Linked DNA regions of Homo sapiens: all the other regions are linked to region 3. Evidence: chromatin contacts called from ENCODE Hi-C or POLR2A ChIA-PET data. All regions are on one chromosome and are shown on one strand. The core of a region is the stretch at or near the end of the contact, and the rest is flanking DNA. Distances in the headings are between cores, read along the strand shown. Region 1 holds the start of GOLGA8A (golgin A8 family member A). Region 2 holds the start of LPCAT4 (lysophosphatidylcholine acyltransferase 4). Region 3 holds the start of ZNF770 (zinc finger protein 770).

Evidence for each region. A loop is a pair of places that touch in the nucleus more often than their neighbours do. ChIA-PET counts read pairs that join two places held with the same protein, here RNA polymerase II (POLR2A). Pooled maps may share reads with other maps.
Region 1: a map of B cell shows a loop between it and region 3 (32-fold over the local background). The contact joins the promoter of GOLGA8A here to the promoter of ZNF770 in region 3. A Hi-C loop is called at or near these places in 2 of 168 maps with a recorded cell type or tissue (B cell and naive thymus-derived CD4-positive, alpha-beta T cell) and 5 of 50 pooled maps. POLR2A ChIA-PET finds 5 or more read pairs at or near these places in 1 of 52 experiments (PC-9).
Region 2: a loop to region 3 is called in a map of B cell, with 13 times the contacts of the local background. The contact joins the promoter of LPCAT4 here to the promoter of ZNF770 in region 3. A Hi-C loop is called at or near these places in 4 of 168 maps with a recorded cell type or tissue (B cell, CD4-positive, alpha-beta memory T cell, CD8-positive, alpha-beta T cell and 1 more), 5 of 37 single-sample maps with no recorded cell type and 16 of 50 pooled maps. POLR2A ChIA-PET finds 5 or more read pairs at or near these places in 5 of 52 experiments (BJ, CD4-positive, alpha-beta memory T cell, activated B cell and 2 more).

What each region holds. Positions count from the first base shown.
Region 1 is chr15:34,436,112-34,440,369 of GRCh38, forward strand. GOLGA8A (golgin A8 family member A) reads right to left here and starts at 1,697. Exons shown (of 25, transcript NM_181077.5): 1 at 1,287-1,697. RefSeq lists silencers at 1,091-1,300, 1,543-1,612.
Region 2 is chr15:34,365,946-34,370,542 of GRCh38, forward strand. LPCAT4 (lysophosphatidylcholine acyltransferase 4) reads right to left here and starts at 1,251. Exons shown (of 14, transcript NM_153613.3): 1 at 1,042-1,251. The coding sequence starts at 1,155. RefSeq lists silencers at 656-745, 826-875, 996-1,455, 1,586-1,635 and enhancers at 1,411-2,406, 2,006-2,295, 3,751-3,810.
Region 3 is chr15:34,986,010-34,990,975 of GRCh38, forward strand. ZNF770 (zinc finger protein 770) reads right to left here and starts at 2,278. Exons shown (of 3, transcript NM_014106.4): 1 at 2,107-2,278; 2 at 1,548-1,664. It overlaps LOC105370764 (a long non-coding RNA gene), which reads left to right and starts at 2,349. Exons shown (of 5, transcript NR_188212.1): 1 at 2,349-2,475; 2 at 3,676-3,801. RefSeq lists enhancers at 777-836, 917-966, 2,373-2,462.

The sequences.
Region 1 (4,258 bases), core at 447-2,946, 550 kb before region 3:
AGGGGAGAAACCCCTGCCTCACCTCACTGGAGGGACCCTGACCCAGAGGCCTGAGAAAAAGCCACCGGCAGGCTCCTGGCACCTGCCAACCTGCACCTTAGGAAAACTTGTCCCACTTCAACCTGCAAAGCTCTCAGGTCATTACTTCTAAAACCACTGTCCTTTCTGAAACAGGAAGGAAAATAGAAAAACAAACAAAAACAAAGAGGCACAGAAGGCTGAAGACGCCAGAGGCAGTTTAGCCCAAAAACAAAGTGCCAGACACAAGATGCCAAGTTTGGGGCGCTTCCTCCACCGCATGCCTGTTTAGGAGCTGACTGCACTCAACCACAGATTTACGTCTGGTGCCTGCCAGGTCGTTATCTGAAGAGATCTGAAAAAGTAAGCCTTTCTTCTGCCAGTAAATACTAAGTTAAGACTAGCAGGCCCCTCTAAGGCTCTGCTCTCCACTGGGGTGCTGCAGGACAGGCCCCTCCGCGGGCGTTCCCCGCACCCTCCCTCCGCGTCGGCCCGGAGAAAAGGAAGTTCGCCCCTAGCCTGGGCTTACCAAGGCCCGCCGCCCGACCCATGGAGCCCTGCTTGGGGACCGGGGGCCTCGATGTTCTCCTTCACCATCTGCGGCCAGATCTCCCTCCAGCAGCCTTGCCAGGCAGTGCCTGGCGTGGAGAAGGGGCCCTGCAGAGGCGCAGGTCCGCACCGTGCCCCCAACCCGGCGCCTGCAGCCCAGGGGCAACAAGGTGTGGGGTTTTTGAGTTTTTCCCTCTGGGCCTTATTATACAGGGAAAGGGAAGGGGCGAAGATCCGGGCTCGAGTTCTCCCAGGGAAGTGAACCCAGAGGCGATCCCAAACTCAGTAGTTGCCGCCCGGCACGGGGACTTGATGCCGGCGCCAAGCCGGGCAGCGGAACGCACCAGCGGCCCGACCAGCCCGGCGAGACGCGAGCGGGCGGCCCCGCCAGACAGCGCCACTTGCCGGCGCCGAGAGTGGCCCCTCGCCGCGGTGAGCCCCTCCCGGGATGCGAAAGCCATCGCCTAGTCCCCGCCGCACCCGCCCGCCCATCGTGGGAGGAGGATGGGCCGGTCCGAGAGGCGTAAGGCCGCCGGGCTGCACCCCTAGATCCCAGCGGCGGCCTCCCCGCAGCCCCGCCGAGTCCGGGGGGCAGCGCTCGGGAGCTCTTGGCCCGCAGCTTACGCGCCGCCCCCCACGCGTCCGGGTCCCCGCGGCGCCGCGGGCGGCCCAAGGCTGCCGCCGCCAGCGAGTCAGGCAGCCGAGGTTCCCCAGCTTACCTGGCCAGGGCGCGGGGCTGCCCCGGTCCGCCGCCGTCCTCGCCGCGCCGCCGTCCTCGCCGCGCCGCCGTCCTCGCCGCGCCGCCGTCCTCGCCGCGCCGCCGTCCTCGCCGCGCCGCCGTCCTCGCCGCGCCGCCGTCCTCGCCGCGCCGCCGTCCTCGCCGCGCCGCCGTCCTCGCCGCGCCGCCGTCCTCGCCGCGCCGCCGTCCTCGCCGCGCCGCCGTCCTCGCCGCGCCGCCGTCCTCGCCGCGCCGCCGTCCTCGCCGCGCCGCCGTCCTCGCCGCGCCGCCGTCCTCGCCGCGCCGCCGTCCTCGCCGCGCCGCTGCCGGGTCTCTCCCGGGGGCTGAGCTCCCGCAGAGCTCGCGCCTAGCCGCACACCTCGACTGCTGATTAGCCCGACAGCTGAATAGCGGCGGGAGCCTACCGCGAGCGGAGTACGGAAAGCCCGCAGGGCCGCGCCACATGGCGCACGCGCACTGAGCTGCATACCTAGGTGACAAACGTGCACGTTTTGCACGTGTATCCCAGAACTTAAAGCATGACAAAATTTTTTTTTAAAAAACCCTGATGCCATTATTAGGAACAATTTGAATAGATCAGTCACAACCTATATGCTGGCTTCTGGTGTCTCAATTTGTCCTGGGAAAACTGTTGTAAAGCAATAGTATGTCAGTCCTTATATACTTATCCATCTCCAATCTGGAAAGACAAGGCTTATATGTTTCCTTTTTAGTCCCCTAATTTCTCTTTATGACACAAATCCAGTTGGCAGTATTAAAGATGGGGCTGATTCTCCTTTACTTATCTGGAATATGCTACCATTCCAGATAAGTAATAGTAAAATGGCCATTTCCTCTTGCTAATCAAATGTCGTTTTTGAACACAAAAGCCACTGGGTTTGGAGTATGAAACATAAACATAAAACATATCATACACTATCTGTGACGTTTTCATAAACTCACATGATCCTTTTATATTTTTCTCTTATATAAAACGAAATACTTTCCATTAAAAATTGAGATATTTAAATGAGAAAATGCTTGCCAATGTTATTAAAATATAAAATTTTATTATTTATTCAAAGAAAATGGTCACTTTTGGTTTGTGCTAAAAAATAACAGTAACAGTAGAAGCCTGCTTTAAAATATTTTAAGTGTGCGATATCATATTACTTCTCATTTACTCTTTGCGTTTCTAGAGAGCCAAGTTTATTTTTTTCTCAATTCAGTTTAAAATCAGAGGGAACAAAATTTGAAACGTGACATAATATCAAGGTTAACATGCTAGCTATGTAATAACTGTAAAATTTGGCCACAAATGCATTTGCTTTGAGAAAAATGATCATGTGAAATTCCTAAATATTTGGGCCATATGGAAGATGATATCAGAAGAATAATATATTCTCTGTATGTCAAAGGAGGAGGATAATAAAAACCGTAGTTATTAGGTTAGTACAAAAACAATTACAGTATTCGCCATTGCCAAAAATTGCAATTGCTTTTGCACCAAGGTAGTAATAAAAGTATGGTTGAGTTTCTGTAGAATTCCGGCAAAGGATGAGCATCCTTAATCTGAAATCCAAAACTCTCCCAAATTCGAAATTTTTTGGGTGCCCATATGATGCCTCAAGTACAAAATTCTACACCTGACCTCATGCAATGTATCATAGCCAAAGCACAGGTACACAACACATAGTTTATTCAGTGCTTTCAAGAGAAAATTAAAATTAACATGAGGCTACATGTAAATAAATTTTGTGTTTAGACTTGGGTCCCATCCCAAGATCTCTCATTATGTATATGCAAATACTCCAAAATTCAAAAAAATTCACAATTTTGGATTTTTCAGGTCCCAAGCATTTTGATTAAGAGATACTCAACCTGTCCCTGTTTGGAAGCAGTTCCCTCTAGATAGATTAAACTGGCCTAACAAAAGGTAGTATCTGTTGCTGGAGTTGAGAAAGAATAAATATTTACATACAAAAGTGAGGGCAAAAGAAGACTACAAAAACATTCTTATTGAAATTAAATAAAATTATGCCCTTTTCTCTGTGTAGCTCTTTGGCCAGTTTGAACAATGAATACCAAGAGCCAATGACTGAATTCTAATTATATATTTGGTGATTATGCTCAGACAGACTTGAAGAGAGAAATTTCATAAGCATCATTTTGGCATTTGATTTTCTAATAACAGAGCATCTCAAAATATTTTTATTCTTCATAATTCCCAGAATTTTTTTTTTTTGGTAAATCTTGCATATGACTCCAACGTGCAAGTTATTTGTAACACTACCAATAACTTTTCTATTCTTTTGGAGGAGAAAATATTCCATATATATATATGTATATATGTACACACACACTACATATATAGTTTATATATTCCGATTCTGCCCTATTAATCTATAAATGTATGCACGAAGAAAATATGTAATTACTGGGACTGTAAACTATATTTATATCAGATAAAATAGATAAATAATTCTATTAGTTTTATTTTTCAAATATATCTGTGTATTAGGCCGTTTCCTTACAGCTGATAAAGACATACCTGAGACTGGACAATTTACAAAAGAAAGAGGTTTAGTTGGACTCACAGTTCCACGTGGCTGGGAAGGCCTCACAATCATGGCGAAAGGCAAGGAGGAGCAAGTCACATTTTACGTGGATGGCAGCAGACAAAGAGCTTATGCAGAGAAACCTCCAGTTGTAAAAACCATCAGATCTCGTTGATGAGATGAGAGCATGTGGGAATGTGGGAGTTACAATTCAAGGTGAGATTTGGGTGGAGACACAGCTAAATCATATCAATCCATTTCCTGAAATTTGCTCTGTGATAAAAAGTTAAGAGTCAGATTATCTGAGTCAAAAAAAGATATAAACTGGCATTTTAGCTTAACTAGTTATAAAAGTATAGGTTAATTTAAGAAAAGCTGAGGGTTTTAAAAGAATATTTAGTTTTATGCATAGAAA
Region 2 (4,597 bases), core at 1-2,500, 620 kb before region 3:
TTTATAAAACCGAAAGCCATAAAAAGCATCTAGCACTTAGAGGATTTAATAAGAATGCATGCGAAAGTGCAGGGCGCTGTGCTTGATGTACAGTAGGTTAGAGACAGGTCCTCCTCCCCCACATCTTATTCCATAAATAGCTCCTATGCCCAACAGAAACCAGGTGCACAGATCTTTCCACTTTGGGCCTAGGAGGCAGAGGGCTGTAAACAGCCAGAGGTCCAGTTTTCAGACCCGAGGTCATTTTCTGACACTGCTCAACAGCAATCTTAGAGTACCGGGGGATATGGGAGACAAGAGCTCGGCCCCACTCTGCAAGGGAGAGAGGCTGCCAGGAGCCAGGATGACTCCATAGGCTGCCTTGGGGAAGAAGCAGGTAAGCAAACCTAGCCCCTGGAGCCTGCCTCCGGGGAGGTGATGACAGCAGAAACCTTGGACACTCCCTCCCCACACCACCTCCCAGCTCCCCTAGGCTGGCGCGGCCCTCCACTTCCTGTAGCCAACCTCCCTCTCAGCCTCCCTGCCCCCACCGGGAGGTGCTGCAGTGCGGGGTGGAGGGGGGTTGGAGGGAGTGGGAAGAGGGAGTGTAGGAAGGGCACAGGGTCGCAGGCTCCCGGCCCAGAAACGTCTTCCCTCTAAGTCATGCCTCGGAGGAATACTCGGCACGCCCCCGCCCCCGCCCCCACCCCCGGCTTCCCGTAGACTCTAACTCCATCCTAGCCATCAGGCTCTGCAGAATGTAATCCGCATTCCCCAGCGTCCTTCATCTCTCCAACCCCAGGGTCCCCTGCAGCCCTCCATCCCCACCTACTCAGTTTTTCCACATCTTCGAGCTTGTCTATCGCCCAAGCCCGCAGCGTCCTCTCCAGGACTCCTTGCCCAACCGCGGCCGCCCCCACGTGCGCACCCCCGGACTCCCGCTCCGCAAGCCTCTCAGCCATCTCCTTCTCGTGGATCCCCAAGCCCACCTTTGCCAGGGCTCAAATGGCCCCATTTTCCTATCCTCACGGGTCCTTCCGACGCCCGCTCCCCACACATTACCTTAACCCTCTGGAGGCGAGAGAGATGTAACTCATGCACGAAGGGGTTGGGGGATGCTGGGGGTCCGGGGGTGGGATCTAGGGGGGCCCAGTCCCCCGGACTTCCCTGGCTCATGGCGGGAGAAGGTGGGAGGGAGGGCACCCCGGCCCTGGCCCCGGCCACCACTCTGCAGAGCAGCTGCTGCTGCAGCAGCGGCGGCGGCGGCGCTCTGGCCCGGGCCCCGCCCGGTGCAGGCGGCCGAGGGGCGGGGAGCAGGCGGCGCAGCCCAGCCCGCCCGCGTTGTCAGGGCGCCGGCCGAGGGGCGGGGCTTCCAGCGCCCTGGCGCCCCTGCTCCTCCGCGCCCGCCGCGGCGCCCGCAGCCGCTCGGGCCATTGTTCCGCGGCTGCCAGGGCTGGAGCGGGCTGCCCCTGGGCTTCTGCGCCTCCGTCGTTCCTCTCTGAAGACCTGGCCTCCGCCTCGGAGTGGGAGTGGGTCTGGGAGCTGAGCGCAGAGCTCAGAGCGCCCTCTGTCCCCGCCCGGGCGTCGAGGTCACCCAGCAAGCGCAGATCGGGGTGAGGCTCTTGGGTTGGTAGGCAGGGAGGGACAGGTGGGCCGGATGCAGAGGCCGGCAGCTCGCGGGTGAGGCGGCGCCCCGCTCTTCCTATGGGCTCCTTGGCCCGGTCCGCGCCTCCTCGCAGGCGGACCACCTTTCCTTCCCGGTCCGTGGGGCGCCATCGCGCGGGGACTTGAGGCACTTGCGTCCTCTGGCGGCTGCATGGCGCCCCGCAACTCTCCACCTCCGCGTCCTGCCTGTGCTAGGCAGGGCCGCCTTTACTGGTGTGAGGGTTGCTTGAACCCTTGAGGCGCCAGGAATCCCTAGTACACTGACGCATGTGCTTCCCATGAGCCCGACAAGGTCTGGCAGGGGAGAGGCAGTGGTTCCTGATCTCTGTCACTCTCTGGGTGAACGCAGAGGACACAGTAGTAATTCCCCTCACCCACAAGCTCCAAGCTACCCTAGAAAACAAATTGTTTAGCCTCAGGCCATCGTTTGAGATCAGGGACCAGGGAATTAAGTGGACTCTGAGATCCATTGCCATGACAAAAGGGGTAAGAGTCTCATTGCTTGAGGAAAGAATACGCCTTAAGTTCACTTTATGTCTTCTGCCCATTGCATGGCAGTTAGGGGAGCTGAAGGAAGAAAGTGAAAGAAAAAGAGACCTCTCATAACCAAGAGTGTTTGCCGCCACTGGCTTCTCCTTTAAACCAAACTCCAAATTAATCTGCTCCAGGAAATTTTCTGAGCCCAGGCTGAGAGGGTTGAAGGCTCATGCATCCTACTGAGACCAAGGAGCTGCACTGGGATGTTTTTGTATATAACACAGAGGTCCCAACACAAATACATCATTTCCACATTTTATTTTTGTATAGATAGGGTCTCGCTATATTGCCCAGGCTGGTCTCGAACTCCTAGCCTCAAGTGAGCCTCCCACCTCGGCCTTCCAAACTGTTGGGACTACAGGTAGTGAGCCGCCATGTACAACCCAAACCTTTTTTTTTTAAGCAGATGATTTCAGCTTTCTCACCAGAACCGAGAAAGTACAACTGCATGTATTAGTCTCCCTTGCCTTGCCTTTGGGGAGAAGTTTGTGTGTGTGTGTGTGTGTGTGTGTGTGTGTGTGTGTGTGTGTGTGTTTGTCTTTTGTTGTTGTTGTTTTGGGACGGAGTCGCGCTCTTGCTCTGTTGCCCAGGCTGGAGTGCAATGGCGTGATCTCAGCTCGCTGCAACCTCCGTCTCCCGGCTCCAAGCAATTCTCCTGCCTCAGCCTCCTGAGTAGCTAGGATTATAGGCGGGCACCACCACACCCGGCTAATTTTTGTATTTTTAGTAGAGACGGGGTTTCATCATATTGGTTAGGCTGGTCTCGAACTCCTCACCTCATGATCCACTCGCCTCAGCCTCCCAAAGTGCTGGGATTACAGGCGTGAGCCACCGCACCTGGCGGTTTTTTTTTTTTCTTTTTGAGATGGAGTTTCACTTTTGTTGCACAGGCTGGAGTGCAATGGCACAATCTCGGTTCACTGTATCCTCCGCCTCCCGGGTCAAGCGATTCTCCTGCCTCAGCCACCTGAGCAGCTGGGATTACAGGTGCCTGCCACCATGCCTGGCTAATTTTTTTTTTTTTTTTTTTTGTATTTTTAGTAGAGATGGGGTTTCACCATGTTGGCCAGGCTGGTTTCGAACTCATGACCTCAGGTGATCCACTTGCCTCTGCCAAAGTGCTGGGATTACAGGCGTGAGCCACCACGCCCAGCCTAGAAGGAGGTTTAAGGACTAAGATAATGTTCATAAGGTGGGAGACAGGGAAAGATGAGAGTGTAGGGAAGTTTAAATTTTTCCCTTGAATGTTTGATAATTTGAGTCTATAAAACAAACTGATTACATAGATTAAAGGGAAAAGAGGCCTACGCATTTTTTTTTTTTTTTTTTTTTTTGAGACGGAGTCTCGCTCTGTCGCTCAGGCTGGAGTGCAGTGGCACGATCTCAGCTCACTGCAACCTCCACTTCCCGGGTCACGCGATTCTCCTGCCTCAGCCTCCTGAGTAGCTGGGACTGCAGGTGCACGTCGCCATGCCTGGCTAATTTTTTTTTTTTTTTTTTGGTATTTCTAGTAGAGACAGAGTTTCGCCATGTTAGGCAGGCTGGTCTTGAACTCCTGACCTCAGGTGATCCGCCCGCCTCGGCCTCCCAAAGTGCTGGGATTACAGGTGTGAGCCACTGGGTCCGGTCTCCTACAAATTTTATTTGATGCACGCATGTGTGTGGGAGTCATACAAAATATAAAAACTCAAAGAAATGCCCAATGGTTGCTTTTATACCACCTTGAGGTTACAGAAAGAATGAGAGCTTGCATCTGGGCAAAACAGGTTATGGTGGCAAGACAGGTTATGGGAGGGGGAGAAGAAGAGGCCTGGCCAGCAAAGACGGTCTTGGTGAACAAATGAAATCTCACAGACAGTAGCCTTTAGAAGGAATAGGTGGTAAAGGTTTCTGTTAGACCTTTTAAGATGTCAGACTCTCAGTTAATCTTTCCTAAATCTGGACAAGGGAGAGCACCAGAGAAAGCCTTTCTGCATCGATGCAGATTCTCTGCAGATGCAGATCTCCCCCACAAAAGACAGCTTTGCAGGCTTTCTGAACAGTCATCTCAAAATACATCAAATTCAGAATGAAAATTTTTGGTGCTCTTCAAGAGCAATAAATACTATGAAAACCCAACTACAGGGGTAGAGTTTTGATAATCAAATATTTGCCGGTGTCAGTCATCCAGGATGAACTAAGAAGTTCATTTCTATGAATGAGTCATGAAAGCATCCACATTTCCCCTTTTTCTAGCCCCTCACCAAACTATTATGATGGCCTTTCTGCAGGCAGTCTGAGAAGGGGCAACCCAGTTGTAAAGAATAACGTTGAGAAATTGATCATCTCTGGTAGCATCTGTCACTCCCTTGAAAATATCCACCAGGCTAGACAGGTTTCTCCTCCACCTGACCCCTGTATCTGTATCAGTCACCAT
Region 3 (4,966 bases), core at 1,028-3,527:
GAAGTAAAAAAGTTTATGAAAGCTGTTCTTAACATGCCTCTTCATACTAGACAAAGGAACCTACAACAAATCGACCACTTTATTCAAAGTGGCCAAGTGATCTATTAAGGTGAGAAAGATAGGGGCCCATAGTATGAGACAAGATTACTAAAGAAAGCAAGTGTCTGGTTTTCTTCACTTGACCCATATTATTCCAAAATATTTATTTTAAATAAAAATCATCTAATTACAGGCCAAATGGAAAATGCCACATAAATCCACGCAAAATAAAACAATCTGACTGTAAGCCAGTATAGTAGTAAAATATATCATATAACCCAGATATCAATGTTAACCAACAATCAACTCTTGGTGCTATGAATATGCATTTTCAGTAGCTTGAATTAGAGAAATTAGAGGTGAACAAGCTCCAAAGTCTCTAAACATGCCGATACAGAGCAACAGTCATGATAATTAAAATTAAGTCATGAATCCAGTGAACTGCAAAGAACTTGGCAGCAATTAGGTGCCAAGGTAGTCAATCAGGACAATGAGTCAAACCAAAAGTAATCAAGCCTTTATTCACTTACTGTGACAGTGCAAGCAAGTGGTAAAAAGAGGCACTGGCTCCCCAGTGGTCTACTAAATACAAGGACACTGGGTGAGGGTCAGTTGATGCAGTGCATATGAGGTAATCCTCTCACTGAAAGGAGCCCCTAACAAAAATCTCCTGCCTCTTATGGAACTTCAGAATAGGAAAGGGAGGGGAAGGTCTAGGAGTGAAAGAAGCTGGGTCAAAAATGGAGAAAAGTGTCTTAGCCACGGTCCTTCCTAGGAGGGCCTCCAAATGGAGGTACCCAGGCTAGGAAAGAAGTTATGGGATTTGCATATCTAGCAGGAGGGGCAGGGCAAGTCCTTGACTGCAACCCCCTCCAGAAAACTGCAATGCACCGGCCCATATCGAGTATGGTGTGGGAGGACAGCTTGGCCCTTGAGGCCAGTCAGGCAAAGCCTGGTAATTGTCCAATGTCAGGACTGAATGATCACACAGGATTTTGGTATAAAGCCAGATTCAATTCCTTTTGTATGTTTCTTCTTCCCTTTAATAAATGCTTTCGTGGAACACGCCTAAAAGAAAAAAATCACACACCACAACTACCTCTGATTAAAACAGGGATTGGCTACCTACAGCTCCTGTACCAAAAAGGAGCTACGGTTAATCATCCATTGTTAGCACTAAGATTGGATAACTGTTGTCACTTGCCTCCCACCACGTGGAAAAGCACTTACTGGGAGCCCTAGATTGTTAGAACCATTAGTGGCAAGTGGTGATCCTATCTCCTGTTTATGAGAGTCAGGTTAGGGATCCTCACCTCACGCACTCATGGAGCTCCAAATCCCATTTCAACCGATTTTTGTTGATAACATAAAAATAAAAAAGACTGTAATTTTTCTTATCTTAAACTGAAATAAAAGAATAGTAGATCTGCTCAGTGGTTCAATCCAGAATTTATCCTGACAAGAACAAGATACTCTACGTGAAGACTGTAAAAACTGTAAAAACTGACCTCAATAATATCCAATGTTGCCTCAAGGCTGAAAGCCTGTTGATTTTCTTGTCTTGACTAGTACCATTAAAACGATGTGAGGATTTCACGAAAGTAAGCGAACAAGAAATGAAAGACCTAAGAGAAACACACACAACTTTCAGTTGGGGAATAATCTCCGGCGGCTGCTTCTGCCCCACTCGCCCCGGGCCCATTCTCTTGGCCTTGAACCCTCACCTCTCCCTCCCAGTGGACTACACTGGACAAAGGACACTGACACACAGTCCTCGTTCTAAAGGCCCACAACCAATAATAAGCACGTAATGGTCGAGCCGAGTCCAGAAACCACAAAATCCCACGCCAGGAAAGGAAGGGTAAGGGTAAAAACTGCTTTGGCTGCAGCCAGGATGAAAACGCCACATGTGATACAACCCACAGCAACAACAAAAAAAAATCCCTCTACGCCTTCCTCTCAAATTTCTGCTCCGCGTGAGACGCACTCAATAGGTGGGGAAGTGAGAAAGCAAAAGGAGCTCAGGAACTGAGGTTGTGGAGCCCCCGTTCTTGGGTCCCCAGGCACCTTGGCGGTATTGAGGCAGGTCCGACCCTCCCTGGGGGTCGCTCCACTTCTCAGTCGGGTTTCTGAAGTCCTCCTCACGCATCTGGAGCTGGCGAGGGCCCGGGAGGCACGCACCTCAGGCCCAGGTGCCGCGAAGGCAGCGCGCGCACGTCCGCAGGGCCGGCGCGGCAACGGGCTGAGCGCGCAGGCGCGGCGCTCTGGCGCGCCCAGGGACACAGTCCGGCTGGAAACAAGCTCCCCCCAATTTCAGGGCCGTTGTCGCCTCCGGGCGGTCCGCGGGTCCCGAGCGGACTGGGACTCTGGAGACGTGCCCCCAACCCCACCGCCATTCACCCTGTCATTGCAGGGGAGAGAACAGAATAAAGACGGGTACATTTTCCATCTCACCTCTGAACCTCGGTTAGGAAAACGCTGTAGCCCTGACTAGTGGGCTCAAGGGCCGACTGGAAAAGGGCGAGTCAGCGTTCAAAGCCGATTCGGGGCAGCCCTCTCTAACGCAGAGGGCCGAGGATAAGAAGACGACAATGTGTTAGGGGCCCTCCGGGCTAGGACTGTCCTCACCACTTTGTACATTGCCAAAGTAAATATAACGTAGAGGTCAAGCGCAGGCGCTTTGTGGGCAGACATGACTGAGCTCCACTCGCGACTCCTCTAATGGCGTGCCAGCTGCGGACCTCATTAGCCCCGCCTCAATCATTCAGTATGTTTTGGTTGTCTACAGTGTACGAAGCCCTGTTCTCACAATTAGATAAAATGAGTGTGAAGTGCTCAACATAATTCCTAGTGTAGTAGGCCTTCAAAGAACTATTATCATTATTAATTACTCATATAGAATACAACTTTATGAAATGATAGGATCCCATTTTAAGATGAGGAAAATGAGGCTATCAGAGACGTTAAGGAACTTAATGTCACACAGTTAATAAACGATAGAGGTGCGATTTGAACACAGGTTGTCTAATACCAGACCTGCATTTATAACTGCTGCTTCCCAAGTTATAGATATTTCAGCATTTTATGTAGTCACAATTGAAGACCAAATATTTAGTTACAGACTAAGTTGGCATGTTATTACTGAATAAGATGCTAAGGTATCTACTAAAGATTTTAAGTGCAAAAGGCATTAGAGAAGAATTTACTGTGGATTTTTTGCAGGTTCTGATTGTAATTGTATCACCTTGAGAAAGGAGGAAATGAAAGCAGATTATCAGGCATACTTTTTTAACTCTAAGCAACTTTTTGCATTACTTTCTAAGGACCATCAGCAACAAAAATCAATGGTTTCTAATGTTGATATATTTTCCTCTACCAAAAAAATTAAAGCAGCTGAGCCAACAAAAATTCTCTGTTTTGGATGTGTTAGCATGAGGAAATGGCGAATAGGAAATGAGCTTTTGCTTCTCATGTAGGAACCCTGAAGGAGTCAGATTTGGGAGGGGTTGAAGTCTGCTTCCAACAGAAGCAGGGGTGGAGAAGGGAAAGGAAAGACTTCTGGTGTCCTAAATGCTAGTCCCAAAGTGGGGATGCTGTTTGTCCGGATAACCCTTGTAAATCTGCTCCATTCTGCAGCTACTCCTGGGAAACTTAACTCAGCCAAATAATGCAAACAATTGCATCCATCATCAGCCACATCAGCCTTAGGAGATACATCCATATCATGAGAAAACACTACCTGAAATTGGGGACCACTGGAGGGTGAGATTCGTTCTTTATCCATTACCTGCAAAACAAATTGGCCTTTGCATGGAGAGTCTGAATATATATTGAGTGTGAAAGCAGTTAGGACTTGAATAGGCTATTCTCCAAGGCCACATGCCCCATGTCATAACCTCCCCCATTTACCGTGAGAGCTATCTCAGGAGCCTTCTGGAAAAAAAAGAGAAATTAACATGAATAAGAGTAATCAAGGAAGATTTCATTGAATATGTGAAATTTGAACTAGCAGTAGTGGGTAGACTATGAATAAATAAAAAATGTGGGGGCAGGACAGAACATGGTAGGGCAGAGGTGGCAGGGTGAAGAAAAGATAGTATGAGAATGAAAAATAAAGGGGGTGCATGACATACGTTTGAATTAGTATCTTAATGCTGCAGCTTACTAGTTGTGTCCTTAGAAGTTATTTAACCTAGGCTGGGCGCGGTGGCTCACACCTGTAATCCCAGCACTTAGGGAGGCCGAGGCGGGTAGATCATGGGTCAGGAGTTCGAGACCAGCCTGGCCAACATTGTGAAACCCTGTCTCTACTAAAAATACAAAAATTAGCCGGGCGTGGTGGCACGTGCCTGTAGTCCCAGCTACTCAGGAGGCTGAGGTGGGAGGATTGCTCTAGCCCAGGAGTTAAAGGCTGTAGTGAGCCGTGTTCATGCCACTGCACTCCAGCCTGGATGACAGAGCAAGACTCTGTCTTAAATAAATAATAATAAAAATAGAAAAGATGTGCCACTGCACTCTAGCCTGGGCGACAGAGCGAGACTCTGTTTCAAAAAAAGAAAAAGAAGAAAAGACATATCAGGTACCAAGCTCTAAATATTCACTTCCAATTATATAAAGATGAAGCAGTTAGGCCCTGAACCTTAAATTAGTTTCTAGCCCAGAGGGGAAAATAACATACAAACAAGTATTAATACAATATGATAAGAGCAGATATATATAGGAGGAAAGAACATCTAAATCTGCTTGGAGGTTCCAGGTACAGATGGTCCCTGAGCTGCAGCTTCAATCAGCCATCTATCCATCCATCCGTTCTGCATATATTAAGCACTCGCTGTGTATCAAGTCCTGTTCTAGGCAAGGGGGACAGAGTAGCAGACAAAAAGTCAAAAATCCATGTCTTCATAGATTTTATATTCTACTGAAGGAG